Regions from separate parts of the Homo sapiens genome. Here region 2 is linked to region 1. The links are chromatin loops, found by intact Hi-C in ENCODE. Cell type or tissue: dorsolateral prefrontal cortex. All regions are shown on one strand. Links, peaks and the distances in the headings refer to the core of each region. The heading gives the core; the rest is flanking DNA.

The links. A loop is a pair of places that touch in the nucleus more often than their neighbours do. Peaks named below come from ENCODE experiments on the same cell type or tissue, not always from the same donor. Only the 100,000 strongest peaks of a DNase experiment are listed, where the experiment ranks them.
Region 2: it touches region 1 in a loop (4-fold over the local background); 7 of 110 quality-filtered maps call a loop at or near these places.

Annotation. Positions count from the first base shown.
Region 1 is chr13:30,246,403-30,262,639 of GRCh38, reverse strand. It overlaps KATNAL1 (katanin catalytic subunit A1 like 1), which reads left to right. Exons shown (of 11, transcript NM_032116.5): 4 at 7,025-7,193. Among named protein-coding and RNA genes, the nearest start is that of KATNAL1, 53 kb to the left of the region's middle. RefSeq lists an enhancer at 4,616-5,116. In dorsolateral prefrontal cortex, for the core only: CTCF peaks have their summits at 5,668 and 6,750 (motif pointing left); a DNase peak (open chromatin) is centred at 5,118; H3K4me3 peaks cover 624 bases; H3K27ac peaks cover 2,035 bases.
Region 2 is chr13:30,326,938-30,343,174 of GRCh38, reverse strand. The region is part of intron 1 of LOC124903145 (a long non-coding RNA gene); the gene reads right to left. LINC00426 (long intergenic non-protein coding RNA 426) reads left to right here. Exons shown (of 5, transcript NR_024464.2): 5 at 1,707-2,909. Among named protein-coding and RNA genes, the nearest start is that of LINC00427, 15 kb to the right of the region's middle. RefSeq lists an enhancer at 4,101-5,300. In dorsolateral prefrontal cortex, for the core only: a CTCF peak has its summit at 7,897 (motif pointing right); a DNase peak (open chromatin) is centred at 7,958.

The DNA.
Region 1 (16,237 bases), core at 3,465-11,464:
CGAGGAATTTATCCATTTCTTCTAGATTTTCTAGTTTATTTGCGTAGAGGTGTTTATAGTATTCTCTGATGGTAGTTTGTATTTCTGTGGGATCGGTGGTGATATCCCCTTTACCATTTTTTATTGCATCTATTTGATTCTTCTCTCTTTTCTTCTTTATCAGTCTTGCTAGCGGTCTATCCATTTTTTTGATCCTTTCAAAAAACCAGTTCCTGGATTCATTAATTTTTTGAAGGGTTTTTTGTGTCTCTATTTCCTTCAGTTCTGCTCTGATTTTAGTTATTTCTTGCCTTCTGCTGGCTTTTGAATGTGTTTGCTCTTGCTTTTCTAGTTCTTTTAATTGTGATGTTAGGGTGTCAATTTTGAATCTTTCCTGCTTTCTCTTGTGGGCATTTAGTGCTATAAATTTCCCTCTACACACTGCTTTGAATGCGTCCCAGAGATTCTGGTATGTTGTGTCTTTGTTCTCGTTGGTTTCAAAGAACATCTTTATTTCTGCCTTCATTTCGTTATGTACCCAGTAGTCATTCAGGAGCAGGTTGTTCAGTTTCCGTGTAGTTGAGCGGTTTTGAGTGAGATTCTTAATCCTGAGTTCTAGTTTGATTGCACTGTGGTCTGAGAGATAGTTTGTTATAATTTCTGTTCTTTTACATTTGATGAGGAGAACTTTACTTCCAAGTATGTGGTCAATTTTGGAATAGGTGTGGTGTGGTGCTGAAAAAAATGTATATTCTGTTGATTTGGGGTGGAGAGTTCTGTAGATGTCTATTAGGTCCGCTTGGTGCAGAGCTGAGTTCAATACCTGGGTATCCTTGTTGACTTTCTGTCTCGTTGATCTGTCTAATGTTGACAGTGGGGTGTTAAAGTCTCCCATTATTAATGTGTGGGAGTCTTAAGTCTCTTTGTAGGTCACTCAGGACTTGCTGTATGAATCTGGGTGCTCCTGTATTGGGTGCATATATATTTAGGATAGTTAGCTGTTCTTGTTGAATTGATCCCTTTACCATTATGTAATGGCCTTCTTTGTCTCTTTTGATCTTTGTTGGTTTAAAGTCTGTTTTATCAGAGACTAGGATTGCAACCCCTGCCTATTTTTGTTTTCCATTTGCTTGGTAGATCTTCCTCCATCCTTTTATTTTGAGCCTATGTGTGTCTCTGCACGTGAGATGGGTCTCCTGAATACAGCACACTGATGGGTCTTGACTCTATCCAATTTGCCAGTCTGTGTCTTTTAACTGGAGCATTTAGTCCATTTACATTGAAAGTTAATATTGTTATGTGTGAATTTGATCCTGTCATTATGATGTTAGCTGGTTATTTTGCTCGTTAGTTGATGCAGTTTCTTCCTAGTCTCGATGGTCTTTACATTTTGGCATGATTTTGCAGCGGCTGGTATCGGTTGTTCCTTTCCATGTTTAGTGCTTCCTTAAGGAGCTCTTTTAGGGCAGGCCTGGTGGTGACAAAATCTCTCAGCATTTGCTTGTCTGTAAAGTATTTTATTTCTCCCTCACTATGAAGCTTAGTTTGGCTGGATATGAAATTCTGGGTTGAAAATTATTTTCTTTAAGAATGTTGAATATTGGCCCCCACTCTCTTCTGGCTTGTAGAGTTTCTGCCGAGAGATCCGCTGTTAGTCTGATGGGCTTCCCTTTGTGGGTAACCCGACCTTTCTCTCTGGCTGCCCTTAACATTTTTTCCTTCATTTCAACTTTGGTGAATCTGACAATTATGTGTCTTGGAGTTGCTCTTCTCGAGGAGTATCTTTGTGGCGTTCTCTGTATTTCCTGAATCTGTATGTTGGCCTGCCTTGCTAGATTGGGGAAGTTCTCCTGGATGATATCCTGCAGAGTGTTTTCCAACTTGGTTCCATTCTCCCGTCACTTTCAGGTACACAAATCAGATGTAGATTTGGTCTTTTCACATAGTCCCATATTTCTTGGAGGCTTTGCTCATTTCTTTTTATCCTTTTTTCTCTAAATTTCCCTTCTCGCTTCATTTCATTCACTTCATCTTCCATCGCTGATACCCTTTCTTCCAGTTGATCTCATCGGCTCCTGAGGCTTCTGCATTCTTTGCGTAGTTCTCGAGCCTTGGTTTTCAGCTCCATCAGTTCCTTTAAGCACTTCTCTGTGTTGGTTATTCTAGTTATACATTCTTCTAAACTTTTTTCAAAGTTTTCAACTTCTTTGCCTTTGGTTTGAATTTCCCCCCATAGCTCAGAGTAATTTGATCGTCTGAAGCCTTCTCTCAGCTCATCAAAGTCATTCTCCGTCCAGCTTTGTTGCGTTGCTGGTGAGGAACTGCATTCCTTTGGAGGAGGAGAGGCACTCTGCTTTTTAGAGTTTCCAGTTTTTCTGCTCTGTTTTTTTCCCCATCTTTGTGGTTTTATCTACTTTTGGTCTTTGATGATGGTGATGTACAGATGGGTTTTTGGTGTGGATGTCCTTTCTGTTTGTTAGTTTTCCTTCTAACAGACAGGACCCTCAGCTGCAGGTCTGTTGGAGTACCCAGCCGTGTGAGGTGTCAGTCTGCCCCTGCTGGGGGGTACCTCCCAGTTAGGCTGCTGGGGGGTCGGGGTCAGGGACCCACTTGAGGAGGCAGTCTGCCTGTTCTCAGATCTCCAGCTGCGTGCTGGGAGAACCACTGCTCTCTTCAAAGCTGTGAGACAGGGATATTTAAGTCTGTAGAGGTTACTGCTGTCTTTTTGTTTGTCTGTGCCCTGCCCCCAGAGGTGGAGCCTACAGAGGCAGGCAGGCCTCCTTGAGTTGTGGTGGGCTCCACCCAGTTCGAGCTTCCCGGCTGCTTTGTTTACCTAAGCAAGCCTGGGCAATGGTGGGCGCCCCTCCCCCAGCCTTGCTGCTGCCTTGCAGTTTGATCTCAGACTGCTGTGCTAGCAATCAGCAAGACTCCGTGGGCATAGGACCCTCCGAGCCAGGTGCGGGATATAATCTCCTGGTGCCGCGTTTTTTAAGACCGTCAGAAAAGCGCAGCATTCAGGTGGGAGTGACCCGATTTTCCAGGTGCCGTCTGTCACCCCTTTCTTTGACTAGGAAAGGGAACTCCCTGACCCCTCGCTCTTCCCGAGTGAGGCAATGCCTTGCCCTGCTTCGGCTCGTGCACGGTGCGCACACCCACTGACCTGCGCCCACTGTCTGGCACTCCCTAGTGAGATGAACCCAGTACCTCAGATGGAAATGCAGAAATCACTGGTCTTTTGCGTCGCTCACACTGGGAGCTGTAGACCGGAGCTGTTCCTATTGGGCCATCTTGGCTCCTCCCCCCACTTTTTTTTTTTTCTTTGAGATGGAGCCTTGCTGTGTGGCCCAGGCTGGAATGCAGTGGCACGATCTCAACTCACTGCAACCTTTGCCTCTCAGATTCAAGTGATTCTCCTGCCTCAGCCTCCTGAGTAGCTGGGATTACAGGTGCCCACCGCCATGTACAGCTGATTTTTGTATTTTTAGTAGAGACAGGGTTTCGCCATGTTGGCATGGCTGGTCTGGAACTCCTGACCTGTAGTGATCTGCCTGTCTCGGCCTCCCAGAGTGCTGGGATTACAAGTGTGAGCCACTGTGTCCGACCCTTAATACAGCCTTTTACGTTGTATAGCATAGTGCCTTTCATTCATTAAGATTTAGCTATTTGTTGAAAGAATTAATAATATTTTAAAGATTCCTACTTACGATACTTGTTTATAATCTGATAGCAAATAATTAAAAAATTCTAAAGTCCTTTTTAGAACCAGAAGTTATCCTTAATGATTAAATTCTGGAAAGTTACTTGGTTTGTGAAGACACCACTGAAATTTAGTAGAAAAAGGTGGGTCCTATCAGTAAATGCTTCTGGGGTAATTGATTATCCATTTGGGTGAAAAAAAATCGAGATACTCTTCTTCCCCACCTCACGTCGTACAAAAATTAATATAAAATAACCAATACCTAAAATATTAAAAGTAATAAAGTAAAACTTCTAGAAGAAAACATGGGAGGGATATCATCATGATCTTGCGGTAGGCAAAGATTTATTAAACTGGCCACTAAAGCATTAAATATAAAATATTGATAAATTGGACTTACAGAATCATGACCTCTTTATCAAGAAAGATACCATTAAGAGAGGTAAAATACCTTTATAACAGACTTGCACCTGTACATGTACCCCTGAATCTAAAATAAAAGTTGAAAATAAAATGCAAAAATAAAGAAAAGAGCAAATCACACACTGGGAGAAGATATTTGCAAAGCATATATGTGACATAGGACTCGTATCTAGACTATATAAAGCAGTACCAATAACATTTACAAATAATATTGATATTTAATATAGCTTTGAAAGAGGAAGTATTGGATTTCGAAGGAGATGAGGCTTATTTGCATGTGATAGAATAAGGCATATTTCTTATTCCTATAGGGAAATCTCAAATAGGAGAATTGAACACAGCACAGATATTTTTGTCTTTCACCTGCAGATCTAACCAGTTATTCTCTAAATTTGAAGTGCCGTAAGCTAGTACTGTGTCAGTCTGTTTGACCATTAGAGCAGAGGTCAAGGATGCTATGTAATCCTACTAAAGTCTATTTTTACAGAGAGACTAGTAAAAGAAGCCTTGAGACCTTTATTGTTTACACAGCCTGGAAGCTGTCACTGAGTCCTTAAATTGAAGCATGACATTGTGCAGTGATGTGCTAGTGGACAAAGAAGTACAGAACAGAATCAAGGATGTCCTTTGGGAAGTCCACAGAGTCTGTTACAAATGTAATATCCAATTGCAGTGAGATGGAACTGAAGACTTACAAAGCAGAGGCACACTTCCTATGAGACAGGGGCCTTGCCACAAACGACACGTCTGGCTTCTTGAGCAGTTTCACTCAGACTATTTAGGAGCCCATCAGAATATTCAGTGGCAGAACAAGGTCAGTAATGGCAAACACTCAGAATGCAGCCTGTGTAAGAGCTTTGAACCAATTCTTCCACAATACAGCTTTACTGAGCGGGATTTGTGTGGAGAATGGACTACAGCAGGACTCCTAGGCGGCCATTGAATCGCAAGCTGAGGTGGGGAAAGCGCAAGCTGAGGAGGCAGAAGGAATGTTGTCTGAGACCTGCTGCAGTGCACCCTGAGCAGTGAGGTCACAGCAAGCCCAGCCATGGGCAAGCAGCCTGGCATCCAGCTGGGAGGGATGGGATTGCTGTTGGTGAGCAGAGGCTCTGGCTAGCTCTTGAGTCTAAAAAGCAGGACCACAAAGAAAACAGACTATTTAAATAGCAGGTGAAGCCGCTTACAAAAGAGCAAACTTGATGCAAATTCTGTGTGGAAAAGATTGTTGGTCTCATTTTATTGTCTTTGGCCATACCCATAAATCTGACTCAGGAAAGACATTTATATGTACACAAGTGTATACAAATAAAAGTAAAGTTTTACTCTATTACTTTCCACCCCTTCATCCAAAAAAAAAAAATTAGGTCAAAAAACAGTGGTCACATTGAAATACTAGAAATAGAGCAATTTAACAATTACAATTTTTTATTCTTTACCAGACTCGTCACATTTTTATTTTATAGGTAGAATGCTTAAAAGACTACTAATGTCCTAAAGATGATAATGTAATAATACTTTAAATTTTAAAATGCCTCATAGCCATTACTATGCACTATTTTGTAGTTGCTTTCCTGAGGATTTCTTTCACAAGATTGCTTGTCTTTGTCTCCTCCTAGGGTCAGTGTGGTAGAGGCCATATACCACCTAATGGGTGCCTCAGTAAATACTTGTTTAACTGGACTGAACTCCAAGGATTAAGATGTCAGTGTATGTTTACCTCATAGATAGACATACGGTTTTTGCCGGCCTTCTAGAAATTTCACGATGTAGTCTAATTCCAACATCTAAATATGCTGTATCAGACTCACAACATGTTAACACATTTTTTTTTCTTTTTTTTTCTTTTTCTTACTGTTTTGGCCCTTAGTTTGCAACCTTCATGGCTTTTTATCCATTTTCCTATCTTTGAATTATGCATATGTGTCACCTTTTCTGATATGAGGAACGGAACTCCATGATGAGTTAGGTGAATTATAAGTGTGAGGCTGGAAAGGGGATAATAATAGATATGGCATGTGGTTAAAAATGGAATACACATATGGGATCTAGAGGGCTACAGATACATACATAGCTATAGAAAGAGAAAAGGTAGGAAAACAGAGGTAGAGACATTTCAAGAGAGAACTAAGATTAGACACGAAGTGATAGAGTCCCTTTCCCAAGAATCAAAAAGAGACAAAAACTGTGCTGAGAAGCCTCAAAACTTTAATGTTTGCAGGAGACAAGTTCCACAGTAGATGAAACAAAATATGTTATTTTGCATGCATACTTATATGTATTTATCAAAATTTTTAATCACATTTGGAGGACTGTATAATTTGAATGATTCTGTGATTTTTAGACATTCTCAAAACATGAATATTTTAAAACATAATTACTTAAAGAAGATTTCATTGTTAGCTCTGCCATTTGTAATTTGATGAATGAAATGTTTAATTTTCCATTATAGAAGCAGAGAAAATCATCTTGGTTGTAAAACAGAAATTAGTAAACTGTACAAATAGACTTATTTAGAACTTCTGTCCTTACAGCTTTTAATGCTTTTTTCTAAAAAAAAGTTACTTATTCTTGGTTTAGGACAGTAATGAATAAAATTATTGCCTTTCCATTATGTTGTTAAGATTATTAGATAGGGATAGTCTGTGTTGCCCTCTATTGGTGATTAATAATTAACTTTTGACAGAATAATTGCTGCTTTATGTGTCATTTGTGTGTATTTAATAATTGTATCAGCCAGTATATTTTAGAAAAAAGAATTTGGGAAAACTAACCTAATAGTTGTGGCCATGAATTGGCCAAAGGTGAAAAAATTAGCTTTCGGGCTTTTTGATTTAACAATTTTATTGACTAAGATAGTATTGACATACTTTTGCCTTTGATTAATTTTAATTTTAATTTTAATTTTTTTTTTTTTTTTTTTGTCAGAGCTCCACCTCAGATCAGGCGTCCCAATCGAGAAGTAAGACCTCTGAGGAAAGAAATGGCAGGAGTAGGAGCCCGGGGACCTGTAGGCCGAGCACATCCTATATCAAAGAGTGAAAAGCCTTCTACAAGTAGGGACAAGGACTATAGAGCAAGAGGGAGAGATGACAAGGCAAGATGCTGTCTTTCTGTAATTCACTCACTTGAAGCCCAGGACTTTTGGTGGATGTTATGATTTTTGTTGGCTTTTCAAGATACCCTGGTTTTGACGTGGAAGAGTTAGAAAAAAGTCTCATTCAAAGCCTAAGTAGTCTTTGTATTTTGAAGGCCATGCTGCAATGCAAATCACCTCAGAGGCGTAGTAAATATCTATATACACATACATGTATAAAAATATTTAGTGAAATGGATCCCTTGTAAGAAAAAATACGGCTTTAAAACTTTTTTGAAAAATATTTTAATAAGTATTCTGAATAGAAATGAGCAATAAATGAAAATAGTTATGGGGAAAGACAAGAAGGTAGATGTATCTGTTCACAGAATAAGATGAGGGATATGATTTACTACTGCCAAAAATAAGTATCTTTGATTTATCTGTAGATTATAGTAGAACAAGATTTTTTTTCTTTTCCTTGAGAAGATTCCCCTTGCTTAGGGTTCATTGTGCACACGTACTTATTTAGGAAATTGATTGGTGAATAAACATAGTATTCGGTGGAAATTGTACTTCCCTTAAAATGGACTTAGGACAGTGGGTTGAAGATAATCTTACAGATTAAGGAGGTAGCCAGGATGATCTGATGTGTCTCTTAGGCCTTAATTTTAGTAAAAAGAGAAAAATTTTTAAGTGATAGTATTTCCTGTTTCCACCGTGATGTCATAAATGAATGATAATGTAATCAAATTGCCACAGAAAAGTTTTATTTTACTAGTTAGAGATTCAGGATCTGTCATCACATTCAGGCCATGATATGTATAATAAAGATATATCTAATAACAAGTGGTTATCCATCAAAACTGTATTTGAATATTTTTATTACGTGTAATTTTGATCTGTAGGTAAGGACTCCAGACCAACTTCCTAGGTCTTATAGCCATAATACATAGACCAAGATAGAATAAAATTGGTGTTTTCTGAATATTTCTATTTATGAGATAGTTCAAAGACATATTCTACCTCCCTGCCTCAATAGGACACTGAAAATGAATTAGATTTTTTTAATGTTTGTAGTTTGTGGGAGCTTTTATGCCATGAAACAGCAAGTGATTCTATTTCAGATCCTTTTTGGGATTAGTGAAGGGTAGTAATAAATACATTAACTTTTAAAATTTGTTCCCTCCATTATCAAAAGCCACATAAATGGATACTTGAAACTCTTTATCTTAAATATTATTTTTGTTTCTTTTCTTCATTTTTATGCAGCTAACATTGGTTTGCATTATAGAGAATACAGTACCGGCTGAAATCCAACCTCCAGTTTGCTAGTAGCTTTTAGATAAACCTTTAGAACAGGGTAAGGAACTTTCAGTCTTGAATTTACATAAGAGAAACCATGGTGACGGTTTACTGGATGCTGCTTTGCTGGGCACCGTTCAAAGTGATTAAACAGTAATTCATGAAGCAATCCCGTGAAGTAGGTGTCTTACTATCCCGACTTTACAGATGAAGAAACTGTGGTACAGAGCGCTAAAACTTGCCAGCGTCTCACAGTGAGACATGGATACTGGAAGAATGGAATTTGTGAAGTCACACATCTTTTTCCTGTTTAACCTTAAGATTTTTCATGTTATGTAGTTCCCCACCTACCAAGCTAGATGAAAAGTCTGGATTGGATTTACCAAAAGAGATCCAGAACAATTAAATGTTGGTTTTTAAATGTGACTCTTAAGCAAAGAACAAAATAATCAAGCAGCATTTTTTGAATGTCAAATACATTTTTTTTTTTTTTTTTTTTTGAGATGGAGTCTCGCTCTTGCCCAGGCTGGAGTGCAGTGGCACAACCTCAGCTCACTGCAGGCTCCACCTCCCAGGTTCACGTCATTCTCCTGCCTCAGCCTCCCAAGTAGCTGGGACTACAGGCACCCGCTACCATGCCCGGCTAATTTTTTTTGTATTTTTAGTGGAGGCGTTGTTTCACCATGTTAGCCAGGATGGTCAATACATTTTTTTTCCTGGAAATTATAAATTGTCTTTCATTTATAATGTTATCAAATGATTTTCTAAATCTTAGTTATTCTTTCATTGACATGTAAGTACTCAGAATGTCACTAGAAAGTAACCCTTTTATGTAAGAAAAGAAAAGAACTCCGCAGTTGTTTGGAGATAAAAGATATGTTCTGAGTCACTGTGGAAACAGAGGGGACTACAGTTTTTCAAAACAAACTCATGCAAACTTCATAAGCCTTTGAAAGGTATATTTGACTCAGTTACAATTTTTGTAACCACACAAATATTCATTAGGATACTGAAGTTCCTGAAACTCACTGAAGGCTGCGATAGGTTTTGAGGCAGCTTAGGTGAAACTAATAGATACCCACTTCTGCTAAAAGCTCATTTGAAAATGAGTGTTGGGGCCAGGGGCAGTGGCTCACGCCTGTAATCCCAGCACTTTGGGAGGCCAAGGCAGGTGAATCACTTTAGCCCAGGAGTTCAAGACCAGCCTGGGCAACATAGTGTAACCCCGTCTCTACTAAAAACACAAAAATTAGCTGGGTGTGGTGGTGCATGCCTGTAATCCCAGCTACTTGGGAGGCTGAGGCATGAGAATCGCTTGAACCTGGGAGGGAGGCAGAGGTTGCAGTGAGCTGAGATCCAGCCACTGCACTCCAGCTTGGGCAACAGAGCGAGACTTGGTCTCAAAAAAAAAAAAAAGAAAGGAAAATTAGTGTTGTTTGGAAGTACCCTCAGAGATATGGGAGTCCCCAGTGTTTATTGTATTTGTTTTTCTTAAGATCAGTTTTGTGTATTGCTGCCAGCTTTAAAATTGAAGCAGAGTAGAACAGAAAACTCAGTTTATTGCCCATAAGTACAGTATTATTTTGATAAAAATATATACAAATTTATTCATATGTTTATGTACACCAGCTCATGATCCAGAATGCATTTATTACTTTGTGCCTGGGTCAGAATTTTGAAAGCTGCTGCAGCACTCTAACTATGTACTTAACTTTATAGATGTAAAAAAAATTGAGGATAAGAGAAGTTAGACATATCTTGCTTAAGGTCCCTGGTATATTTTTGGATTTTTAATTTGGTGTTGGGAACTGTATGATGGAACAACTAATAATAGCAGTAGTAGCAAATGTTAGTCTTCCTTGAGCGCACTTATCCTTTTTGAAGCTTTCTACAAAAAAAGCCCGCTTTGAAGCTTTTTACATTTATTGGTTTATTTGATCCCTGCATAATCCTGTGAGCTCAGCATTATTTTTCCTGTTTTATGTGTAGAGAAATTGAGACACTGAAGTCTTAACTGCAAATAGATGGTGAACTAGGATTTGAACCTTGTCTATGTGTAATACCTGAGTTTTTTAATCATTATGCTATACAGACTCTTATTTGAAAATGCTTACTGTCTTCTTATAATAATACGAGTTTATTTTCTGAGACTGATTATGTCTTTTTTCTTTTTCTTTTTTAAAATTACTGACAGGCTTCAGGTTAGATCCAAGCTTAAAATGCTGTTTTTCAGTAAGTAACAATCACTTTGCATAGTGATCTATTGTTGAGGCTTTATCATTTTCCCCCCTGAGGTCTACAGGGTCATCCATAAGGCTAGTTAGTACTCTGTTTATTGGACACATCTTTATTAAGTGCACATTTGTGTCAGTAATACTTCTAGGTGCTAGAAATACAAACGTTAATGAAATGTAGCTCCTGGCCTGAATAAATTAACTTTTAAGCTATATTTTTTCTGTTTTATTTCAGTGTGTCTGGTCTCTTCCTACTATGACAAAATAGCTTACACAGGGTAATTTAGAAGGAGTAGAAATTTATTTCTCACAGTTTTGGAGGCTGGGAAGTCTAAAATCAAGCCACTAGCAGATTTGGTATCTGCTGAGGGTCTGTTCCTTCTAGATGGCACCTTCTTATGTGTCCTTACAGGATGGAAGGGGCCAACAGGCTCCCTTGGGAATCTTTTATTAGGGCACTAATTCTGTTCATGAGGGCAGAAGCCTCATTGACCTAACCACCTTCCAAAAACCCTGTCTCCTAATAACATCACATTGGGGCTTAGATACCAACATGAATTTTGGAAGGACACAAACATTTAGACCATAGCACCTGGGAAAATCGGATTTATTATTATTTTGCTATTTAAGCTTAGAGTCAGATATATACATAGAAGTAACGAAAGGATTTTTTTTACTTAAGAAGGATAATCTAAAAGTAAAATATTAGGTAGCAGAAGAAATGTTTTTGTTTTGTAACCTTAATTTATAAAACTCTGATTCTCAAGTATTTTTTTTTTTTTTTTTTTTGAGGCAGAGTCTTGCTCTGTCGCCCAGAGACTGGAGTGCAGTGGCGCGATCTCGGCTCGCTGCAAGCTCTGCCTCCTGGGTTCACACCATTCTCCTGCCTCAGCCTCCCGAGTAGCTGGGACTACAGGCGGCCGCCACCACGCCCAGCTATTTTTTTGTACTTTTAGTAGAGATGGGGTTTCACCGTGTTATCCAGGATGGTCTCGATCTCCTGACCTCGTGATCCGCCCGCCTCGGCCTCCCGAAGTGCTGGGATTACAGGCGTGAACCACTGCGCCCAGCCAAGTATTTTTAAGATTATAGTTTTATGGTTAATTAACTCAGTGAAATGAGCAGTACTTCCATTATCTCATGATTAAAGCTATATATGCTTCTAAATAGAATTCAGATTAAAGTATGGCAAATTATATTCTCTGAATTCATTTTAAAGTTGTTAAAGGACTTTATTTCATTAAATTGTGCATAACAAATGGCCATTTATCATGAGAAGACTTTCCTTCTCATGAGTAAGTCTAGGGATATCTGATATGGAGAGATGTTGCAAACTAGATTGACATATTCTTTTGAGAGCTATTGATTGATTATACAAATGAACAGTGACTTCATAGAAAATATTTCTACTGAAGAAAAGTGCACAAATTGTATACTTTTTTGATGAATAATGATAATCTAGCCAGTGGTGTATATTAGTAACTACTTTTATGAAAAAAAGGTGTATGTGTGTATACACATTAAAGAATAAGATGATAATGAAACAATAAAAACATGCTAGAGCTTTACTCATTGATCAATGACTTGAGCAGTTTTCAAATACTGGAAGAATAATCAGATTTTTTATGCTATTTACAGTGTAACAACAGCAAAAATGACATGCTTTTAAGTTTAGTCTGCATTATTAACATTTTCCCCATTACTTTTCTAAATCTAGACAGTCAGGAAAACAATAAATCAAGCCCTGATTTATAGCATTTGCTAATTCTGTGATATAAATACCACCTGTATGATGGATTTCAACATCATGTCACTGAACTCATAGTTGAGATGAGTTTGGGTAGCAGCCTACCATTCTATGGTGTTTCCACCATAGAGATACAATAAACTATGGAACCTCAAGATAATAGGTAATAGTAAAATAATTAGGATGTGAGGAGTTTTGCGTATTTATTTCCTTTTTTAAAAATACAACTTATTCAAAGTTTGTGTAATTTAATATTTATTAATGGCTGCATTTCACGGCTGGCTCACAAAATTTCTGAAAATTTAGTAGCTGGCTCTCAAAAACTAGTAAGAAACAACTTCAGCATCTCACTGCATGTAAGCCTTGTAATTCAATGTAACCATCAGCTCTGGGGTCAAGAAATCGAACATTTGGCACCTCAGAAGCCATATTCATGATCCCTCCCAATCCTTGCCACTTACCTCTTTCCCAAAGGTAACCACTGTTCTGATTTCTAATGCCATAAATTAATTATGCCCATTTTGGAACTTTATGTACAGTAAGTATTCTTTTGTGTCCAGCTTTTTTTGTTCAAGGTGTATTTGTGAGATTATTTCATGGTGTTGTATATATTTGTAGTTTATTTTCATTGTCATATAGTAGTATATCACAGTTAAAATCTGTTTTCTTATTAATGGATATTTGGGTTGCTTTTAGCTTGAGACTCTTGTGAGTAATGCTGCTTTGGATGGTTTTCTGCTTATCCTTTGACATATATATGCATGAATTTCTAGTGAGCATATACCTAGGAGTGGAACTGCTGGGTCATAGGATATGCATAAATTAAACTAGGGAAGAACACCAGTTTCCAAAGTGGTTATACAAGTTTTCCCTCTTACCTACAGAGGGGAAGTTTCAGTTGCTCCACATCCTTGTCAACACTTGATGTTGTCAGTCTTTTTTTTTTTTTGAGACAGAATTTCGCTCTTGTCGCCTAGGTTGGAGTTCAATGGTGCAATCTGGGCTCACTGCAACCTCCGCCTCCCAGGTTCAAGCAATTCTCCTGCCTCAGCCTTCCAAGTAGCTGGGATTACAGGCATCTGCCACCACAGCCGGCTAATTTTTGTAATTTTTTTTTTTTTTTGAGACGGAGTCTCGCTCTGTTGCCCAGGCTGGAGTGCAGTGGCACCATCTGGGCTCACTGCAAGCTCCGCCTCCTGCGTTCACGCCATTCTCCTGCCTCAGCCTCCTGAGTAGCTGGGAATACAGGTGCCCACCACCACGCCCGGCTAATTTTTTGTATTTTTGGTAGAGATGGGGTTTCACTGTGTTAGCCAGGATGGTCTTGATCTCCTGACCTCGTGATCCACCCGTCTCGGCCTCCCAAAGTGCTGGGATTACAGGCGTGAGCCCCCGCACCTGGCCAATTTTTGTATTATTAGTAGAGATGGGGTTTCACCACGTTGGCCAGGCTGGTCTCGAACTCCTGACCTCAGGTGATCCACCTGCCTTGGCCTCCCAAAGTGCTGGGAATCCAGGCGTGAGCCATTGCGCCCGGCGTTGTCAGTCTTTTTTAGGTATAATCATATCTCATTGTGATTTTCCCAGGATATTTGCCATGTGGTGTGTATTTACCTGATAATTTATGAAGTTGAAAACCTTTTCATATGTTCATTGGCTATTTGTATCATCATGACTTGTTTTTAAGAAACATCTTTTTCTGTCCTTTGAATATTAAGTTGCTCCACAAATTTTGTCTCTGGTGGTAGCTAATTTATAGTGCTGGGTTTTGTTTTTATTTTTTTTACCTTGTTGTACTAGATTATAGTAAAGTAGTTTTTATATCTAAATAACTATTTGACCAAACTTGTGATTTAGAATTCTAAACCCATTTGTGGAAATATGTGCTATTCTGGTTTTTTACTCACCCACCGTTGTTTTTTTCCTGTGCAAATGTCAGCTTAGTCTTTGACAGGGATGAGTCTTAGGTCATAGGAAGAGTTGCATTCAAATATTTTAACCTCTTATTCAGAAGACTAATACACATACTTTTCTTAGACTGAACAGTCTTTCTGTATTTCAGCCTTGCCAAGTGAGAGTGCTTTAGCTTCTTGATTTTAGAATTTGTATATCCTTATTGAACTATCTTAAGTTTCCCACTTTCAAGGCTGTCTTAATAGGAGTGCATGAGCTCTTATTTAATGTGGTATTTGGTATTTCTTATATGGTAAGATTAAATGTGGGGCCTTAATAGCCGTATATGTTTTTTCTTATCCTCTCTCAGACTCTACCACTCATTTTAGCCATTCTGTATACTACAGAAAGTGTAAAATAAAACATGAGAGAACACACTGTCCCTGGCTTGTTGGCATCAGAGCAGCCAGAGAGTTCCTCTTAAATATAGGTCAGATTGTGTCTTCTGCTCATAACTTTCAGTGGCTTCTTATCTTAGATTAAATGCCAAGTCCTTATAATGGTCTACAAGGCTCTGCATAGTCTGGCATCCATTTCTTCTTTGACCTCATCTTCTTTCTCCCCTCCTCTCATTTCTTTCTGTTGGTTTCTGTGTTGTTCCTCAGATTTGTGAAGTATATGCTGACTGTGGCAAATTTGAACTTGCTGTTCTGTCTCTGTTTTACTATATATTTTACTTATTAATATATTGTGCCTCCTAACTTGAGTATATGCCTCATGAGGGCAGGGGTTTCTGTTTGGTTCACTGCGATATCCTCAGTGCTTAGAATAGTGCTTGGCACATAGTACTGGCAAATATTGTTGAAAGAACATACGTATTGATAGGTGTGCAGAATGATATGGATTCATAATTTCAATTTAAATGTATTAACACTCAAATGCAGGGCATGATACTGAAATTAGTAAGCACTGTTTGCATTTATTAACTTATTTTACTTTGTAAAATAAAGTCTTAAGAGTGGGATGCAATTTAGAAACCTTGTCTAACTTTTTCCTTTGTTGTTTCTCACACTGGGGTAAGAGTAGCCCAGGGGTGTGCAGCAGTATGCTAGGGTACAAAGTGGTTGAAAGCACTGATTCTGGAGCTGTATTCCCTAGGATCTAGCTGCGTGTCCTTGGGCAATTTACTTACCTTTTCTGTGCCTTGGTTTTCTCATCTATGAGATGGAAATAATAAGAGTACCTACCTCATAGGACTTTTAGGATTAATAAGAGAGTTAATATATATCCAGTGCTTAGAACAATACGTGGCACATTGTGTAGGCAGTATATGAGTTTTAGTTATCATTGTAACATGAAAGTGGGGAACTAACACAGATATGAAATAGAATTCAAAATCACTTTTTAAAAAAAGAAATAATTGCCATTCTAATTGTGTGAGATGGTATCTCATTGTGGTTTTGATTTGCATTTCTCTAATGACCAGTGATGATGAACTTTTTTCATGTTTGTTGGCCACATAAATATCTTCTTTTGAGAAGTGTCTGTTCATATCCTTTGCCCACTTTTTGATGGGGTTATTTGTGTTTTTTTCTTGTAAATTTAAGTTCCTTGTGGATTGTGGATATTATTAGCCCTTTGTCAGATGGATAGATTGCAAAAATTGTCTCCCATTCTGTAGGTTGCCTGTTTGCTCTGATGATAGTTTCTTTTGCTGTGCAGAAGCTCTTTAGTTTAATTAGATCCCATTTGTCAATTTCGGCTTTTGTTGCCATTGCTTTGGTGTTTTAGTCATGAAGTCTTTACCCATGCCTATGTCCTGAATGGTATTGCCTAGGTTTTCTTCTAGGGTTTTTATGGTTTTAGGTGTTAGTTTAAGTCTTAAA
Region 2 (16,237 bases), core at 3,542-11,541, 80 kb before region 1:
CTTGAAGGAATATTATACAGTTGTTAAATTCGTAAAGGTTATATAGAAACATGCAAATATGTTTATGATGTAATTAGTCATATAAAGGTTATATAGAAACATATATGTTTATGATATAATGTGAGGTATAAAAAGAAATACATACAATTTTTAGCATTTAAAAATATGTACTAGTTAAATCCACATCAACAAGACTGGAAGGAAATATAAAACTACTAATCGTTGTGAAAGAGAGTGGCATCCTATCTTTGAATTTTTTTTTTTCCTGCATTGATTGCTTTTATTTAGGAAAGACCTGATGTCATATGGAAGCCAAGAAGAAACTCTTGTCCAATTTGTAGGGAAAGCAGAGAGACAGAGAGACAGAGAGAGCTTCAGCTTGGTTTCAAAACAAGGATGGAAATACAGAACAACTTAAGTTACCAGCACACTTCATAACAATTAAAAATCATCTCGCTTCTTCCTTCTGCCAGCATAATTTTGGGCTCACAGGTGGATTGACCTGACCTCCAAGAAATGTGTGACAAGGACTCGCCCCTTACCTCCTCAGTTACAGCACGTTTGGTGTTTATGTGAAGCTGGTGGCTTTCAGTATCATGGTGAAAATTTTCTTTTAGGTCATAATTGCTTAACTACAATGAAAAGTATTGATTTTGGAAAAGGCTCATCTTCCCAAAGAGGTTCACTTCAGGAGGTGAATTAATGTGCTCCAGGGACAGTCATGGAAAATGCTTGGCCACACTGGCCGTGTTCTGTAGCCAGGCATTGCTGAACAGTGCAGAGAAAGGCGCTGGAGGCAGACAGAGCTGGGCTGGAAGCCAGGCTCCACTTCATACCAGAAGTATGAGCCCGGGCAAGTTATTGAACTTCTACAGCTTAGTTTACGTAGCTGTGAAAATGGATGAATAATGCCTGCTTGTGCTGTTGTTAGGGAGGGGACGCCTGCTTGGAGGCGAGTATGCAGTAGGTGCTCAGTGAGTGGTGATGAGATAAAAAGCAATGCTGCTCATTTTCTATATTTCTCTTTTCATACTTATTGAGATTACAATGGAGAGAAGGGACACCAGCTTAAAAGAAAACATTTGCAAATCTGTTTCTGATAAATGGAAATGAGAGCAACTGTAAACCACATGAGTCTGTCCAGGACAGAAGAGAGTGAGTGAAGGAAGGCTTTCTCAGCTGGGTGGTTATGTGAGCAGCGCCTCTACTGCCTCTCTGTTAAGTAATTTATCTGGACATCTTGATTGATAATGATGTGGCACTAAAAAACGAAAAGGCATCACAAAACTGCAAACCCTCTGCTTGCACTGTGGGAATAAAATTGGTCACGAAAAGGTGATGGCCACAAAAATCTGGTGGCGGGGTGGGGGGCGGGGGGTGCGGGGAATAGAAAATCTTACATAATATCTATTCCTGTGTTATTTTTTTAAAATCAGTTTATACAGTCTAATTTTTAAAAACAAAAGCTAGATTTTAGCTCTTCTCAATCCAGTGATTTGAAATCAGCCTGAAGAGAGCAAGGTGCATTGAATTTGCTATGACATCAACCGAATTTGTCAATTTCATTTGGATTTCCAGAATGTCCAGTGCTAGGAGACTCATAAGTTGGAGAGAAACGGCCTGATTTATAGAAACTGAGCGAGACTCCGGACCACCTGATGCAGAGAAACCTGTGACCTGAAAAAGTCTATTTGTGTTTCCTCTAGGAATCTCGGCCAAGAAGACAGGGACAAGCTCCCAACTCTGACTACCCCTTTTACAGGGAAAAAAAAAAAATCCCGTGCCTTCTTTGCAGCAAGTGACAAATCCTTGTCATATCGAGATGGCTTTTCCTCCTCCTCTTCAAACATCTTTTAGCAGCAACAGCAGCTCAAGTAACTGGAATTATTTCAGAGTTAAAATGCAGGCTTTGTAGACCCTCTTAGACAGACAGATTCAATTTCAAAGGAAACTTCTTTGGCTGGGTACTCAGTGAGTGTTACACAGGGATTTGGGGAGTTAATATTCACTGTTTCTGTTGTTGGAGAAAAGGAAAGCAGAGTTGCTCTTTCTCATTACTCTCCCCAACGCACATCTGTTTCCTCTCGTATCTTGGAATTAGGAAGATGGAGGAGACTTAAGTGGTGACCCACCTAGCCTCCTGATGCATGCTGGGCTCACTTTAAAACTCCCAAAACAGATGGCAGTTGATCACGGTTTTAAAGATCCCAGCATAGACTTTCTGCAGCCTCCCTTGTTAGCCACTATCAGCGCTTAACATTCTGTCATCTGAATAACTCCTTAAAAATGATAGCAATGGTAGTAGAAATTTAAAAGGAACCTCCCAAAAAACATGCAAAAGCTTACCACCCCAGTAAATCACCCGCAACAATGTCGCAACAGTTTAAATTTACTGCAGAGAGAGCTGAAGTTTAGGAGACACAGCTTTATAATATTTTTGAGAGATAGTTGAGTGCAAATGAGTCCTGTTCCTCTTGCATCAGGGCCTGCTCCACTGAGTCATCCTGCCTTCAGAAGCTTCCAGCTAAGTGGCAGGCCCCGGCCATAGGCTCCCTGTGTCCCCAGCCTCCAGAGAACACACAATGTTCTCATCGCCCTTAGCTCCATTCCAGAAGGGGCCTGCAGTTCTGCAGCTTATCAGGGGTCTACTGGGAAGTGAGATGTCACTGTCCCTTTCTGGCCCTGCATTGTCTGTGAGTGGCTCTCCTGGATTAAGAGTTGGCAAAGTATGGCCAGTGGCCAGGACTGGCCTGCTGCCTGTTTTTGTTTAACCCGTGAGCTAAGAATAGTTTTTACCTATTTTAAGTAGTTGAAAAAAAAATCAAGAGAAGAATACTATTTCGTGATATGTGAAAAATCACATGAAATTCAAATGTAAGTGTCCATAAATAAAGTCTTACTGGAAGACAGCCTTGCTCATTTATTTCTGTCTCATTCGCTACTGTCTGCGGCTGCCTTCACGCTACAATGGCAGTACTGAGTAGTTGTGACGGGCACTGTATGACAGCAAATCCTAAAGTATTTGCCATCTGGCCCTTCACAGAAAAAGTTTGCTGACCCTGGCTTTCGAGCCTCTCATCACTTTGGGATTCATCTCTTTACTTTCCCCAGAGTGAGGGAGGCAGTAACGTTCCTCGTGAGTGCTTAGTCCTTGCTCCCAAGGCAATAAACCCCCCAAAACCCCTCTCTTTCTGCAGTCTTCTTGTTGGCTTGATAGTGGTAGGGCTGGTTCAGCCAAGGTCACAGTTGGAGGGCAGGAAGGGGGTACAGCGAAGGACGACGGGGGTGTCTTCTCTAGTCCTGTTTGCAGCAATCTTTAGAATGCAAAATAATTAAGAAGAAACTGCTGTTTTTTGGCTGTGGGATGCAATTCGAATTCTGGAAAATTAGAATCAACAGAACGTGGGATGTGGGAGTCCAGGACAACTCCCCTGTTTTGGCTGTGTTTGGTGCCATGTGTGGAGGTGGGAGAGATGGGAGAAAGAAGAGGTTTGGGCAGGGGGAGGGAAGAATCAAGATTCTGCTTTGAATGGACGAAGGTTGTGGTTTGTTGAGAGGACAACTAGATAACTGGCCACTTGAAGATGGGATGGAAGTCTGAATCTGCAAGGAGTCACAGATGAATGGTATGGAAAGCTGTGGTAGTGGATGAGATCATACGAACGGTGGGTGCAGATGGAAACGAGAAGCCATCTAAGGACTCGTAATGGGCTCCTCAACACTTGGAAGTTGGGTAGAGGAAGAAGACCGCATGAGGGCAGGATCCTGAATGTTCCACTCACTGCTATATCCCTAGCACTGGTTACAGTGCTTGGCACACACTGCATGCTCAATAAATTATTTGTTGCCCATATAAGTGAACGTGAATTCCAATGGACTAGCATCTTCCACTCTCAACATAAACAAAAACAACAGCAACATTGCAATTCCCTATCTTCTCTTCCCTGATCTCTTTCTCATTCTGTCTCTCCTTCCCTTTTCCTCTGCCTTCCTGTTGCCTTCTCTGATATGAGTTAAATTTATCAGGGGTGTCCAGGTACCCGGCTATTCTTGAGCATTCCTTATCTGGCTACAACTCTGGGTGACACTGGTTACTAGTTTAGTGAACGAGCCAACATATATTCTTCTTTTTGTCTACATAGTTTTTTTTAATGTTAAACTTGTTCCTATTGCACCTCACTCTTTATGAACTGTCAGTTAATGCTATTTTGGCTCTATTCCTACCTTAGACGGATGCTTGACAACTTGGTGTCATCTGACCTTAATTAGGACATTCTTGGTTAAGACATTGTTGGTGTAAAGAGAGAGATGTTCAGTATGGGGTCCTCTCTGACATGAGTAAGGTCACAGAGGATGTCCCTAGGTGGAGGCTGAGTCATCGATAGGCTGCCTTTTGGGTGATATTATTCAGCTCTTTGTGCCTGCACTTAAGACAGAAGAGAGTCTCTCTTATTTCCTTCTATCTAATTGATGAAAAGTCATTTGTGATGGAATCTAAGGTCAGATTCCAGCACAAAGAGATTACATCTCTTGCTCATTCTTTATCTACATGGCCTATCTACCATCAAAGAAAATTAAATTGGTCTGCCAAGATCTGATCTACACATACCATTGAGATGAGTGCAAATTGATTGCTTGTTTTTGCTAGAGTCACTCTTGGCACAGAAGAGAAGTGGACTTCTATCAATCACGGCCTGCTTGGGAGTTGCGTGGGGTGGGGCGAGGGACGTTAGAGAGACTTGACAAGGCTGGAGGCCATGTTCAGCACCAGGCATTATGCCAAGCACTTGACAAGGATTTTCTCAACTAATATTCACAAATGCCCAGCGAGGTTGGTATGATTACATCTGCTTTCTAGTTAAGGAAACTGAGGCTGAGAAGGCAGAGTGTCATGTTTGAGGTCACACACTGGTAAGTGGCAGAAGCAGAACGGGAACTTCACATCCTTCACGCTGAGTCCAGCAGTTATAAATGTGTGGTATTCCAAACAGTATCGCATTGCAGGGAAGACAATCTTTAAACTCCCAAAGCTTCAAACATAACCAGGATACAGATCACTTCCAAATGTTTAGCTCTGCCCTCTAAAATCCAGCCGACATCTCCAACTGCCTTCTGGACATTTCTACTAGGACATCCTTCTAAAGGCTAGAGCACAATGTAGAAACTCAAATAACCATCTTCCCTTCAAAATCCTGGCCTCTGCTCCTCACTGTCCCGTTTCTTCATGGTATGTCATTCTGCCAAACTTCTCAAAACCTGAGTTATTCTGAATCTCTCCTCAGAGATTGTATCCCTAAAACATTTCTTATCTCCATCTCTATCTCCATTTTCACTATCACTACCATTTTGGCCTTTGTCACCTAGGGCTGGGATGACCAAAACAATGAAACATATCTTTCCCCAGCTGTCACAATTTAAACGCTGCTTCATCAAGTCAGAGCCTTAACTATGGGCCTCAATTTTGTCTGAATATTGGAATCACCTGGAGAGTTTAAGCAGCACTACAAATTCTCTATGAATGCTCTCCCCTTTCAGCATTACCAGGGTCATATAAGATGTGTTTGTATCTGGGAGACCAATGATGTCGTTGTAGGTTCTGGAGGTCAGACATAGTATCTAAGCATTAAGAAGGCACGGCCCTAGTCATACTCTTGTTTCTTTGGGCTGGATGAAGGCATGTAGGCTTGGCTGCCAATAAAGAGTCAAGTGGGAGAAACTTAACAACATTGCACGTTTCACTTTTCATTATTCCCCCGAAGGTATCTGCTGTGTTTTCCAGTGACTCAGCAGGTGGTAGTGCCTCCGTGAGGCCTCTGACCTTTCCACTAAAGGGCTACGCTTCAGACTTGTCAGCTTCTCATGTTAGGTCTTCTGCAGCTTTCTTGGAGCTTTCTTCCAGAAGACAGCTAGTTGGTTGGCAAATCTGGTCAATTATCCCAGAATATAATAGCTAAGTTTCTTAATTTGCATTCCATATAACACTAGTACTATGAGGCACTCTACAAAAAGGAGAATTCCATGGCCAAATAATCCTAGCAAATCTCTTGGAGTGGCACTTTAGCATGTTAAAGGCTTTGAGAAGATCTGCATTGCAAAGGTTTATTGATTTAGTTTGTTCCATTATTTTCCAAACGTATTTCACCATGGAACTCCTTTATTTTCAAGCACCATTCTAATAGAGCTAAGAGGCCAATGTCTGTGAGATATGATTTCTGATCGGTTAAAGCATGGGAAAATGGCTGCTGATAATATACGTCAATTGTAACAAACATCCTAATTTCAGAGACATTAAAATGTGAAAGCTTGTGCATCTTAGTCTTAGTTAAATCCAGCCATACAAAGTCACTTCCCTTGGGACTAGGGTTTTGTGGAACACCTGCGGGGAACTGCTGAGCAAGATGGCTCTATTTTAACAGGGGTGTTCTGGATATGACCAAACATGGGCAAGGTGGTAGAAAGGGCAGGCAGTGGAGGCACTGGAGGGGAGAAGGGATTTCCAGCAGCTGCCACTGCTCTGTGTTCAAGAGGACTGGCCTGGGAAGGAAGGAATGATGTCTTCATTGCCAGCAGCCTGGGCTCTGGTGGGCAGAAGAGTGTGATGACTCCAGTCCCCCGAGAAAGAGCCTTCTGGCTTGCCAGGTGAGAGGTATCATGAAACAGAAGAAGGTGCATATATGTTGTCATCAGGTGGCAGGGGAGGGGTGGTGGTGAAGAAGCTGATGGGAAGTGGTGTTGAGCCCCAGCTGTGCCCTATTGTGGTGGTGTGAATTTGAGGAAATATATATATATATACACACACACACACACACACACACACGTACATATATATTTACACAAATTTCTTTATATATATATATATATATATTTTTTTTTTTTTTTTTTTTTTGAGACAGAGTCTCACTCTGTTGCCCAGGCTGGAGTGCAGTGGCATGATCTTGACTCACTGCAGCCTCTGCCTCCTGGGCTCAAGTGATTCTCCTGCCTCAGCCTGCCAAGTAGCTGGGATTACGGTTGCATGCCACCATGCCTGGTTACTTTTTTGTATTTTTAGTAGAGACGGTTCACCATGTTGGCCAGGCTGATCTCGAACTCCTGACCTCAGTTGATCCACCTGCCTCGACCTCCTGAAATGCTGGGATTACAGGCGTGAGCCCCGCACCCGGCCAGTTGAGGGAGTTTCTTAAGCGACCTGAACATCCATATCTTAGTACATCAGTCGAACTACCATGATGATAACGATCAGACAGATTCTGTTTATGCTGTGTATAATAGAAAGCTGACTACGGTGGTGGACCCAAGTAAGGTCTTTTTCTCACACTTCTCAGGAAGTCCAGAGGTAGGCATTTTGGGGGGTGCTGGGAACATCTGTGACTCAGGTTGCTTCTTTCTTCCTGCTGCTTTCTCGAAGTGAAGCTTTTGTCTTCACACTGGCCTCTTCGTGGCCACACGATGGCTGCTCTACCTCCCACCTAACTCTGCATTCCAGGCAGGAAGGGAAAAAGGGGAAGCTCCTATACTAGGAAAGCAAAGCCATTCCCAGAAATCTCCAGCCAACTTCCAGCTAGAACCCCCTGGCCAGCATCTTAGCTACCAGTCTGATCAGACAAGCATTAGGGGGCACTTTGCCACCGTGAACAAAATTGGGATTTGTCAGAAAGGAAGAAGGTGAATGCAGATACTGGGTCCGTGCCTAGTAGCATCGGCCACAAATGTTGGTCGATTACCGGGCTCTGGGAGGTAAGAATGCGCTAACACACACAGATGTGCCCAGCTCTGTGCCGGACACAGAATGGACCCGCTACAGATGCTCTTCTTTCCACACCTCCACCCTGCTGATAATGTTTGATGGCTGTCCCCATCTTCATGGTTGGAAAATCTGTTGTAATTTGTGGTTTTACCACAAGGGGGCATGTAACCAGGAGGGAGTCAGAATCTTGGCTGTGCAGCCTTTGGTCCAACATGCACAGTGGAGGAGAAATCGATTGGATGTTTTGCAACAGGAAGCCCAGGGTGGACGCCAACTGGTAACTGGGCATCCAGACACGATATTGTGTTTCGTTGGAGAAAGTCAGTGTCTGGGCTAAAGTCCTTCCCCGACTACCCAAGTGGATTGCTCTCTTGTCCTCTGCGCTCCCAGAAGGATCGCTACCTAAGTTATTTGCACGGCTTTATGACATATCTTTGTTATTTCCCCGTGTTTACGTCCTGTGTCTCCGACCATGCTATGAACTCATTTAGGACAAGTCTGGCTTCTTGTCCCCTTTGTCCATGCTGTCCCTACCCCTGATCCTCTGACAGTCCAGTGCCTTGGGAGCCAGCCAGGTGAGCACCCTACAATGTACGCAATCCCTGCCCCTGCCTGACAGAACTCACATCTAAAAAAAAAAAAAATTGGGAAATAATGGGTCAAAGTAATGATCAGCAGTGGCTACTCACCTGAAAAAAAAAAAAAAAGCAACCATTTATCTTGTGCCTTCATAGAAGTACACACCTTTGATGAATTTGTCAAAAAATCAACCCTGAATCCAATCAAGCTTCTAGATATAACCACCAATTTACAGGACATAAAGGAGAGGAACATGTTAAATGATACCACAGAAATGCAATTAGCAAGAACCAGACTGTGGGAAACCCTACAGGACAAAATGACCCAGTTTCCTCAACAAATACATTGCCAGGAATCTAACAAATGTGGAAGACAAGCCCATAGATTAAAAGATGTTTAACAGAGATATCAACCAGTTGTGATATATATTTTATTTGGTTCCTGATCTGAACAAACTGTAGAAAAATATTTGAGGCAATTAAAGAAATTTAAAAACGGACATTGACCTTATCTATCTCCACTCCTCTTCAAATATAAGTTCCTAAAGTGTCCAGTTTACAAGTCAATTCACTCCTGGACAATCTAATATATATTTTAAACACTGGCCTGACTGAGAAATTATGTTTTTTTTTAGGTGTCATAATGATATTGTGATATGTTTTTTGAAAGAGTCCTTATCTTTTAAGGATGCATACTGAAATATTTTAGAGATAAAATGATATTAGGGATTTGCTTTAAAATAACACAGTATGGATGGAGGGGAATGGCTGGTTAATTCATTACAGATGAATTAAGACTAGCTAGCCAAGGACTCATGGTTGTGGAAGCTGGATGACAGACGCATAAAAGATCATTGTCTTAAACGCTCTAACTTTTGGTTATGTTTGAAATGTTCATAATAAAAAGAAAAGAAAAAGCTGAAAAAGGAAGAATCACTGGGCTAACCAAGCCATACCCATGGCTGACAGAGGTGGATTTACTATGGAACTGATGAAATGCAAGTGTGTGAGCCTGTCACCAGAGCAGGCCCCTCCCAAGGGAATTGTGCATTCATCATTTTTCTGAAGGAGGGCTCCCCAAATGGTAAAAGCTTGAGGCCTCACAAACCTTCCATCTACCCTTGATGGCAGGCAGCTGATGGACTCCTGCTTCAGACATTCAGTGAATATTTGCCGTTTTTGTTTGTTTATTTTTTCTGACAGAGTTAGGATCTCATTATGTTGTCAGGCTGGTCTCAAACCCCCGGGCTCAAGTGATCCACCCACCTCAGCCTCCCGAGTAGCTGGGACTACAGGTTTGCACCACTGTACCTGGCTAAAAGCAGTTGATATTGAAGATTTTCAAACTTACACAAAAGTAGACACACATCATATAATAAACCTCATGGGCTCTTCCCCCATTTAAGTTCTCAACATTTTGCTATAGTTACACCTTTTTTCTCCTCTTCCTTTTTCTTTTTCTTCCTCTCTTCCTCTTTCTTCTTTTCCACTAAGTAGTTCTGTTTCTCCATTTTCTTTCATAACCTCAATATCATTATCATACCTAACAAAATTAATAATTCTTTAATATTATTTAAGACTGAACCCATGTTCAAACTTTCCCAATTGCCTCAAAATGGTTGGTTCTTAAGCAAAAATCTCCAATCAATGTCCGAAACATGAAATAAGAGCCATTAATGAATCATCCCTCTTTTTGCATTAAACATTAGCTTAAGTCACACTTTCCTCCTCCACACCAGGTGGTACTGTATGAAAATACTAAGGTTGACCTTTTTGCAAAATGTAATTGTGCATGTAAATTTAAAATGGTTATATTTATCAATGGCTACTAATGGTGAGTAAACAAGGTATAAGCATGTTAGCTGAAAGAAGAGCTTATTTGAAATATAAATAAGACAACTCATGCATTTGCTCTCTGTTCCTTTTTTCTGCAAATAGCCTGCACTCTGCTGTTAACAGTGACCTTTCCTTCTAGCCCTGTCATTCTATAATTATCTAATATGTTATGTGTGCTTTGCATACTATGTAGACTATACTACACAGAATAGAATGCATATTGTATGCAGTCTGCTAGGCTTACTACCTTTTAATAGTTTACTAGGCATAAAAAGGTTAAGAACCAATAAAGGGCATGCACGCTGCATTAGTCAGCTCTCGCTGTCATAAAAAATATCACTGACCAGGTGGCTTAAAACAACAGAAATTTATTTTCTCACTGTTCTGTAGACTAGAAGTCCAATATCAAGGTGCCAGTAAATTTTGTTTCTGGTGAGGCCTCTCTTCCTGGCTTGCCTGACGGTGCCTTCTCGCCTTGTCCTCACATGGCCTTTCCTCTGTGTGTGTGCTCACATGTGCAGAGAAAGACAGCTCTCTGGTGTCCCTTCTCCTAAGGACACCAGTCCTGTGGGATTCGGGCCCCACCCTTATGATCTCATTTAAACTTAGTTACCACCTTAAAGGCCCTATCTCCAAATACAGTCACCTTGGGGATTAGGGATGCAACATGAATTGTTGGGGGGACACAATTGAGACAATACCGTGTGCAATGCACACACACACACACACCCTTAGGATAAGAGAGAATGAGGAGGAGAGAGGGGAGATGCTCAATGCATTGAAAATGAGGTCTTTAGGGACCTTATTAAGCACACTGCCTCTATGGCATATAGAGAGTAAGCCACATATTAAATTATCCAGCAGTGAATTGACTTGTAAACTGGACACTTTAGGAACCTGTATTTGAAGAGGAGGGAAGATAGATAGGATCAATGTCATTTTTTTTTTCTGAATATATATGTATTCTAAGGAGAGTGAATAAGTGAGTGGGGGACATTGACTGATACTGTATCTGGAAGGAATCTCAAGAAATCATCTGATTTAATGGTTGAAGGTAAGAATCAGTTCTGATGAAGAAGAGGATCACTGATTCAGAATAGAAAGGGGATTGCTTTTCGGAGACTGGTGAGATGCTGGCACTGCAGAGAAATGGGTTAAGGGAAGGTCAGGATTTTAGAAAAGGATACAATTATGTGAAGCTAGGAGTGGCTGGGAAGCCTTCATGTGACTTAGATCATTTTCAAAAGATGACATCCATGAAGTGACTGAAACAAAGGAGGTGACACATGGGCTGTGGGGTTGGAACTACAGTGTCATCTGCATTCTTTGACTTCCATGACTGTCTAAATTTCTGTGCAAATGCAGAACAACAAGACCCTGGACTGTTACTGGCAAGTTGAATGTGTGGGCGCCCTGCCACCAACCCTCAGCTTTCTGGCCAGAGATGTGCTGAAGGGCTCTTCTACTGTTTTCGCTGTGGATAGACATTTATCTTCTGCCTTTCAGAAACCACGCAGGAGATGTGCCTTGCTCAGGGTTTCCATGGGGCGGGCTGGGGCAGTGAGCCAGCCAACCTTTGAAATTGAAGAAGCACAGAAGGCCCATGCCCTTGGGCCGTACTAGTGATCTCAGCAACTGAGACTGAGTTTGATCCTCCAAGCATCTGAGAGATGTTTTATTGTGTCGGTTCCTGGAATAAAGGGAGTATCTTTTTGGGACAAGCACAATAACTTTTGAAAAAGTGCAGGAAAATACTTGCTCCAGAGCTGTTAGGTTTAAAAATGAACAACATGTTGAGAAATCTTTAATTTCTTGAACCTCTGTTTTAAAAAAGAAACCTCCTGATTTTAGAATTCCTTTTGTTGACAAATTAGACTTTGGAATTGTGTGAAGGAAGAACTTTTGCTTTTATTCAAGAATTCATATGTAATTGTCAAGAACTTTGAAGGGGTTGAGATTTTACCCCACTTGCAAGCTAACAAGTTAGCTATTCCAAGTTAGTTTCATGGATAGTGGGAAAAGACGTGAGACTGTTGAGTCAGGGAGATGGTTTATTATCTGCAGCCATAGCAGTAGATAAACTGTCAGCGTGCTTTAAAGAATTTATACTGGCGGCCGGGCGCGGTGGCTCACGCCTGTAATCCCAGCACTTTGGGAGGCCGAGGCGGGCGGATCACGAGGTCAGGAGATCGAGACCATCCCGGCTAAAACGGTGAAACCCCGTCTCTACTAAAAATACAAAAAATTAGCCGGGCGTAGTGGCGGACGCCTGTAGTCCCAGCTACTTGGGAGGCTGAGGCAGGAGAATGGCGTGAACCCGGGAGGCGGAGCTTGCAGTGAGCCGAGATCCCGCCACTGCACTCCAGCCGGGGCGACAGAGCGAGACTCCGTCTCAAAAAAAAAAAAAAAAAAGAATTTATACTGGCTCCCCACGTCTCAAAAGAGTGATTGAAGAGGGTCAGATTATACATGCAAATGCAGTGGGTTGCATTTTAGGACAGGAATTCTGAGCTTAGGGGACCTGAACAAAGGGCAGTAAGCATGCACGCCCTTGATTTCAGGATTACTTATTATCTCTATCTTCCAAGGATGTAGGCAAACCTACCCTTTGCTCCCAAGGTACATATGATCTCTGTTTTCAAGTTTGTTCACTACAGAAACATCCTTCAAAAGATAGGCCAGAGCAAAGGACAGGCAGTGTTTCTACTCAAAATATACAGAAATGCAGCCCGGCATGGTGGCTCACACCTGTAATCTCAGCACTTTGGGAGGCTGAGGCAGGTGGATCACTTGAGCCCATGAGTTCAAGAACAGCCTGGGCAACATGGTGAAACCCAGTCTCTACTAAAACAAACAAACAAACAATACAAAATTTAGCAGGGCATGGTGGTGCGTGCCTGTAATCCCAGCTACTCAGGAGGCTGAGGTGGGAGGATCGCTTGAACCGGGAAGGTGGAAGTTTCCCTGAGCCGAGATCTCGCCACTACACTCCAGCCTGAGTGATAGAGCAAGACCCTCCCTCAAAACAAAAACAAAAACAAAAACAAAAACAAAAACAAAAACAAAAAAAATACAGAAATGCAAGAGATCCACAGATAATTATATCCCAACAGTAATATGTCATTTAAAACTTAAATTCCTAATAAATTGAATGAAAATGAATAGTTTTACTGTACCTTATTTTCAGTTGTGCCCCAAATCCTCTCTGCAACTCCCCCTTTTTTGAAAACAGTGGTCTTGAAGAGTTTTCTGAATGTCTTATCATTATTGATGCCCCTGGGCCAAAGAAACTTCTTAAACACTGCCGGAGTCTTCTGTATACCGTGGTTTCTGCTTTAATTGTTTCTACCTCAGATTCCTTCTGGCTTAAATATTTCCTCTTTCATGCCTCTGTCCAGGTGACTACCTGCTAGTTATTACCTCTTCTCCACTCCCTGGACTCAGCAATGTTTTCTATCTTCCTACTCCCAACATTTGGTTATTCTGGGTTTCGTGTCATTTGCTCTTGCCTACACGATTTATGAAAGAAGACAAATCCTGACCTTGATCAACTCCACTCCTGAATGCCTTGGCCTCTATCACTGCATAAAGCTGGAAAGAATCTTAAAAGCTGTCTGGTCCAACCTGCTCATTTTACAGATCTGTGGGGCTCTGTGGTCAAATGAACAAAGGAAATACTAAGTTTAAAAAGTTAAACAGGTGCAACCACTTTGGAGAGCTGTTTGGCAGTTTTTATAACATTGAACATATATACCCTATGGTCCAGCAATTTCACTTCTACATGTTTACCCAAGAAAAATGAAAACATATGTCTACAAAAAGACTTACATAAGAATGTTCATACCAGCCTTACTCATTATAGTCAAAACTTGGAAACCACCCAAATATCCATCAACAGGATAATGGATAAACAAATTATGAGATATGTGTGTATATATATATATATATATAATCTCTCTATATATTACAATATAGATGTATATAATCTATCACACTTATTTACATACACAATGCAATACAACTCAACAATGAAAAAAAGAACTACTAATATACACAACAGCATTGACACAACTAAAATATCTTCACACTGAGCAAAAGAAGCAAGCCACACAAAAATACATGTGGCATAGTCCAAGAACAAGCAAAGGCAGATGATGCTGATGAGCGGTAAGACAGTGGTTGTCTCTGAGTGCGGACAGTGGGTTGGCTGGAATCGGGCATGGAGAAACTTTCTGGGGTGATGGAAATATTCTACATCTTGTTTTGGGTAGCAGTAAACTGAGCATTAAACTCTCAAATATTATTGAGTTGAATACAAGACCTGTGCATATGTTCATTCTACCTCAACTATATATTAAAAAATTAAACATTTCTTTACTCTGCGGCTTTCCAGAGGATTTAATAAGCAAATATGTATTGTGCATCTTTAAGAAGGAGACACAGCCTAGAGTGTTTTTTAAACGTGTTTGAGGAGGGGACATTATTTGAAGGAGCATCTCATGGAACAGGAAACACTGTAGAGGAGTGATGTTTTCGTTCGAATATTGACTTTAGAGCATCTCACCAGGACTATGTTTTCTGCTGTGATTTCCTTCCTTCTGCTCAGCCTAGAGATGGACTGCTCGTGCCAATCCATGGGGCAGGGGGGCAGGGGGATGAGGTGCCTGCTGTGGCCCAATTCTCCTGCCTTCCTGTTACCAGACTGGAGCCCTCCATTGGCACCCTGCCCTCTCTAGGCCACTGGATCACCACCACCTTTGCCTGCTGTCAGAGCTAAGAGACCCACTTGGGCATCTGCTGTATTTGCAGAATTGTATCAGTCACACGGTTCATTTATTCAGCCATGGGTGCATGCATTCACTTACTTACAACCTATATCTCTATGAGTGCCTCCACATGTCTATCACTGTGCAGTTCCCTGGAGACACAAAACTGAGTAAGGCATAATGCCTGCCTTAAGGGGGAAAGAGTCACACAAACACAGTTTTGCTTTTTTTTTTGAGATGGAGTCTCTCTCTGTTGCCCAGGCTGGAGAGGCGTGATCTCGGCTCACTGCAAGCTCCAGCCTCCCAGGTTCATGCCATTCTCCTGCCTCAGCCTCCTGAGTAGCTGTGACTACAGGTGCCTGCCACCATGCCTGGCTAATTTTTTGTGTATTTTGAGTAAAGATGGGGTTTCATCATGTTAGCCAGGATGGTCTCGATCTCCTGACCTCATGATCCTCCCGCCTTGGCCTCCCAAAGTGCGGGGATTACAGGCATGAGCCACCGCGCCCAGCCACAAACACGGTTTTTAAACAATGCAGAACTGCAGTATTAGAGCAATGCCTAAGGTCTTATTTTTATTTTATCCCTTCTCCTGCAAACATGCGATTCTCTTTTCCTCCTATGGGTCTGCCAAAGGCGAAAATAAGAATACCAACCACCTGATACAAAAGGACAATTATTACTTTGACCAAAAGGATATCTGCTGCAAGAGAAATACTCTAGACATCAGTGGAGTGGTAGGGTAGTGCAGCAGGTAGGGGCTCCAGGGCCTGCTGGGGCTTTGCTGCACATTTTGGGGTGCAGCAGCTAGGAAGGAAACACAGAAGTGGGTGCTCCAATGATGAGGTGACACCTAGATATATAAGTCCTGATCTTCATAAGTTCAATGGTTTTTTTTCTTATCTTGTTTCTCAGGAGGGGCGAAGGGAGGTGAGCTTTATAGATTTTGTAGAAGAGGGCAGTCCCACAAAATGCCTCCTGACTTCTTATTCATTGTTCAGCTCAAACGTGTGATATTTTCTGAGCTTGAACTGGCAGTGGGGCAGGTGGGGAGGGTAAATTCAGCTGTGAGCTGCACACTCAAGGGCAGCAGAAACAACCGGGCATTGGCCTTGTCAATGACCTTCACAAGCAGGTGTCCAAGGAAGGTGGTGAAGTATTATTCAGTATTATTTAGACTAGAAGGTTCTTAGAGAGGAACATCTCTTGTTTATTGGCCTAAAAAAAATTAACATGCAGCAAGATTGACCTTGGGTGTGTGTAGAATTCTACGCCTTTTAATGAGTGTAGAGAATCAGGTTGCAGAACAG